2 separate regions of the Mus musculus genome follow, and region 2 is linked to region 1. Evidence: chromatin loops called from intact Hi-C (ENCODE). Cell type or tissue: heart. All regions are shown on one strand.

Evidence for each region. Peaks named below come from ENCODE experiments on the same cell type or tissue, not always from the same donor. Only the 100,000 strongest peaks of a DNase experiment are listed, where the experiment ranks them.
Region 2: it touches region 1 in a loop (2.1-fold over the local background); 2 of 42 quality-filtered maps call a loop at or near these places.

What each region holds. Positions count from the first base shown.
Region 1 is chr1:74,396,457-74,398,956 of GRCm38, reverse strand. Ctdsp1 (CTD (carboxy-terminal domain, RNA polymerase II, polypeptide A) small phosphatase 1) reads right to left here. Exons shown (of 7, transcript NM_153088.2): 7 at 1,672-2,500. Among named protein-coding and RNA genes, the nearest start is that of Mir26b, 3.4 kb to the right of the region's middle. In heart, CTCF peaks have their summits at 569 (motif pointing right) and 1,403; DNase peaks (open chromatin) are centred at 596 and 1,406; H3K4me3 peaks cover 1,470 bases; H3K27ac peaks cover 1,753 bases.
Region 2 is chr1:73,913,907-73,916,406 of GRCm38, reverse strand. Tns1 (tensin 1) reads left to right here. Exons shown (of 33, transcript NM_001289895.2): 33 at 1,733-2,500. The coding sequence ends at 1,877. Among named protein-coding and RNA genes, the nearest start is that of 6030407O03Rik, 51 kb to the right of the region's middle. In heart, no CTCF peak of the experiment used is centred here; DNase peaks (open chromatin) are centred at 536, 1,006 and 2,066; H3K27ac peaks cover 1,487 bases.

The DNA of each region.
Region 1 (2,500 bases):
AAACTTATCTTACCTCTTTCCTTAAATTTCAGGTTGCATGCACACCTGCACTCGCTATGCCTAACTTCCTTTTTCTCTTTTTCTGACTTTCTTTTAATTAATTAATCATGCTTTAATTCCAGAAATACTCCCAATGGGCCCCAGAGGGACTTACCCTCAGAGGCCTCTCTGGAGTAACTAACACCAAAGAAACATTAACGACGTTCAGTAGTGGCAGCTGATCCTAGAGAAAGAATACTCATATTTAAAAGTTACAAAGTATCGCCGGGCGTGGTGGCACATGCCTTTAATCCCAACACTCGGGAGGCTGAGACAGGCGGATTTCTGAGTTCGAGGCCAGCCTGGTCTACAAAGTGAGTTCCAGGACAGCCAGGGTTATACAGAGAAACACTGTCTCGGGAAAAAAAAAACCAAAAAACAAAAAAACCCCAAAAGTTACGAACCATCTCTCCATCACTCTAGAATTAATGACATTTTTCTTCTTTACCCTCGACCCCCCCTTTTTAATATGTGTTTTATCTGCATGTATGGCTATGAACCACACACCTGCAGTGCCCTCGGAGGCCAGAAGAGGGCATAGGATCTCTTGGGACTAGAGTTTCTTCTACCATTTGGGTGCTTGAAATTGAGCCGGGATCCTCTGAAAGAGCAGTCAGTGCTCTTAATTGCTGAGCCATCTCTCCAGCTCCGGGAACTAGAGCTGCTTGCGGTAATGTTGAGAAGAGTTCCTTGAGAGCAGAAGCACTGCCTGACACTGGCTGGTGCTGACAAGCAAGTGCCCACACATGTGGTTGAGTTTATTATGCGTGGGCAGAGGGTGTGAGATCGGAGAGTTTGAGTCTCAAGGAAAGCTGGTGCTCTGCTTGTCTGGTCTCCGGGATGCAAATTTGAGGCGACCACCGTTTGCATACAGAGCAGGAAACCAAGCCTGATCCTGGCTGAGGGCGGGCAAAGGCCAGGGACAGGGTATAAATCTTGCCAAAGGCTCTCCCGGTCCATGCAGCTCCAGACCAGAGCTGATTCCAGGATAGGCTTCTTTTCAGGTGGGAGTTTCCTGGAATGGGGTAGGCAGATGCGAAAGGGGGCGGTTTCACATTTATTTCGGGACCCCCTTACCACACACACACACACACACACACACACACACGCGCGCGTGCGCGCGGAGCAAAAGGAAGCTCGGGGCTAAATTCTTGGTGATGATAAGGAAGGGATGGCCTGAGGAGGTTGAGTTAGAGGATAGGGACCAGTATTTGGGAGGTGTACACCACCCCTTCTCCACTGTGTGTGGACGATGTCTGAAGCTCCACGCTTTCAGAGGAAGGTGGACGGTATCAGCTCCCTGGGAGCGCCAAGCTTCGGAGCCCAGTGTTGGTCCACAAGGGCAGGGAGGCCCCTAGCGGCAAGCAACAGCTTGGCCCCGCACTTCCTGCCCCGCCCAGGCGGGGTTCACGGAAGACGAATTTGGCCGAAGGGGCGTGGCTAACGCTGGCCAGAGGCCGCGAGGCGTGGCCAGGGCAAATGCGGGCAGGAGGCCTCTTGGCGCCCGCCCCACCCAGTCTCCTCCTTGCTGGCCCCATTGCCCGGAAGGCTGTCGGCCGAGGGCCGCCTTAATCTGCCCAGCCTTCCGTCTCCCGCCCCGCCCCGCCCCGCATTCCAGAGGTGGGGGCACCGTGCTTTTTGTGTATTTTTTATTTGTTTAGAGTGCGTGTATCTGGGGGTGGGGGGTGGGTAGAGCTCGTGCCATGGTGCATGTGAGGAGGTCAGAGGACAACTTGTGGGAGTTCGTTTTCTCTTTCCATCACGTGGGCTCTAGCAATCGAACTCAGATCGAGTGCCCAGGCAGTCCCTCTTGGCTAACTTCCTCCTGTCCAGCAGGGTTATGAAAAATAGTCAAAACTGCAGTCACAGATGTGAGACATTCTCGCACTTCAGGTCCCTTCCCCAAAAACCACAGAGGCGGAATAGGAGGGGGTCTAGCTTTCTCTTTAGTTATCACTCTGAGGTGCTCAGGTCACAGAGAAGGCACTTAATTGGGAAGGTCATCTGATTCCGGCCATCTTCTCTCCCTTCACCAACCCCCTTGGCACTTGTTTGTGGGTTCACTTAACCCTCATAATCTGGGGAGAGAGCCTAAGGGCTTGAACTGCAGACTCTGCAGGTATGGGGAGGGGCTTTAAAAACAGAAGGCAGAAACCCAGGAGCTGCCCCCAGCCAGCGGGGGGCCATGGAGGAGGCTGCACGGAACAGGGAAGGAGGAGTTGGCACAGGAGGAGCCAGCTTGGTTAAGGTTTGGAGACTCCCTAACCCCACAAGAAGGTTCCACCCCCTGTTGATACTCTGAAGGCACGTGACATCTGGGGTTTAGAGGCACCTAAAAATGAAGCAGAGACAACCCCCTCCCACTAAGCTGGTGGGACTAGCTCACTGCTGGGCACTGAAGGTACTCAATAAATGTCTTTTGAATGAAGAGTAAAAAGGGTTGGGACAGACAGAAGACCCG
Region 2 (2,500 bases), 480 kb after region 1:
ATACTCTGTGGGGGGAAGCAGGAACAGGGCAGGGCTCTAGGCCAGGGGTCTAATATGGGCCTGCATGCCAAGTTCTCTGAGATGAAGAGAAAGAGAATATATCCTGCATCTTCATGCTAACAAAGACGTGTCTAGGCATGGAGTCTGAAGGACTTGTGGAAGGAAAGACTACTTCAAAATGAGCAGGTGTATTTTGGGTAGATAGAAATGGGTTCAGAGGTTCAAGGAGGGGACTGTATGACTGTAGGTTCCTGAGGACAGGGTGGGGTCTGTCAGTTGTTGACAGTTGTTGAATAAAAAAAATAGATTCCAGAAGTGTCCAGAGTGGGCCAAAGAGAGAACACCTTGCTTGGGAATAGAGAGAACCAGCTAGGAATCTAATCCAGAGGGAAGGCAGATGCCTCAGCCTCCTGAGACCTTCACAGAATCAAAAGGGACCTCACTCACCTCCTGTGCCTTCCCATGTCACTGAATCTCTTCATGATACTGCCAGACAGGTAGACAGCCCAGAGTTTACCAGTGGGTCAGATGGCAATGTTCAGAGCAAGCACAATGGCTGTGTGTGTGTCCTGGCAGAGTCAGGCAGAGAGGCCTATTTGCTTCTACTCTGGGAGCTCAGGGATGCCCCTCCCCCTGCCGGGATCATGCTACATATCATGCTACAGTCAGTCAGCCTGGAGATGGAACTGCCCTGACCATCTCCTGGCTATTATCACAGGGCTTCAGGTCCTGCAACAGAGTCGGGAGAATAAAGCTGTTTGAAGTACAGGTCGTGTATGTGTGTGTGTGTGTGTGTGTGTGTGTGTGTGTGTGTGTGTGTGTTTCCTCATCATCTGCATGTGCATGCCATGTGAGTATGCATTTGCTGTGTGCCTGTGCACAGGTGTGAGTAGAGTGTTTGTCTGTATATGCTTGCACAGACACACACAGGCAGGCAGAAGCCAGCCCGGCTAATTTTAGCTGTGGGTGCCACGCATACCCAGCTGAGGGGTTTCCGTTGGCATTTCCAGCTGTCCTGATTTCCCCATCTCTCTCTAATTAGCAACATGCCGGCCGGGAGGGGCCCTGAGCTCACATTCTGTTCTCTGCTCTCATATTTTTAACTCTGTTTATCAGAGACAGAGAGAGAGAGAGAGAGAGAGAGAGGAGAGAGAGAGATTGCTGGGTCACCCCCATTGGTGTTGGAGGGGGCAGGGGACAGGTGTGGGGTTCTTTGACCCTCCTATTTTCAGGGCTTCCCAGTGTTCAGAGCCAGGAGGGTGTGTGTGTGTGTGTGTGTCTGTATGTGGAGAAAAAGAGACAGACAGACAGAGGAGGTGGGGTGAGGTGGCAGGAGGGAGAGTAGACTTGGGGAGGTGAGGACTTGCCTACCCTTTGTCTCTCTGACCACCTAGGAAGTATGTCCTGTAGGAACCCTCAGGTAGGGCTGAGAAAGAGCCTAAAGAAGCTCTTGGACTCTTCCTGCCTCCTGTCCAGTCTCCTTGCAGGCTTTCTAACAAGTCTTGTTACTCAAACCCATCTTCCACCGCTGCTCCCCAGGGGAATGTCACCTGCCCTGAAACAAAGCTAGCCATTGTCCCCAGGACTTGGCTTTAAAGAGCTAGCCCCAGTTCTAGATGTTTGGAGAGGTACGGAGGCTGGAGAAGACAGGCTGGCCTGAGGCATGCTTTCCTGCCGGCTTGCCCTCTAGAGCCTGGGTCTTTACATAGGCATCCTCTCCCACCCCTTGTAGGCTCTTTGGCTTCGTGGCCCGGAAGCAGGGCAGCACCACAGACAACGCTTGCCACCTCTTCGCAGAGCTTGACCCCAACCAGCCTGCGTCTGCCATCGTCAACTTCGTCTCCAAGGTCATGCTGAGTGCTGGCCAGAAGAGATGAACGAAATCGGGAGCCCTCGCCCAAGGCTAGGGCATCGGGGATGGGGTGTGTGGGGAGGGGACCTGTGAATCCTGACCACCTTGAATCCAGAACCAGGACTTTGGGTCGCCCGTGGAGAAGGAAAGAAGAAAGTGCAATGTTGGGAGAGGAAAGTGAATGGCGGAGGGGGGAGGCAAGCAAGCGGGAGGAAGAGGAAGGAAGGAAGAAGAGAGGCACTCAGAATCCCCTGTATGGATGGAAGCCACACCCCCAAAGCCTCTCCAGCTAGCTGGGGCTCCTCCCCCTTCTGAGAGACTTGCGCTCCCGCAGGGAACACACAGGCCTCCTTGGGGGCGGGGGACCATATTTCACAGAGCAATGGAAAAGCTCCCTCTCCCCAACCCTCCTGCTCTGAGAGAAGAAATCGAACTGAGGCTTCTTCTCTGGAGGTAAGGTTGCTGGTGGCCAGCGTATGACATCAAGCAGTGACAGTTTTTCACATTTTGCTCACCCGGGGCACCCGTGGTCTGTGCTTGCTCTGACTCCTTGTTGCAGGGCATAAATGTGCCCCCCCCTCCACGCGCTGATCGATACTCTGCCTGTGTCCACTCAACTCAGATTACAAACAGCTCTCTCTGCTTGTC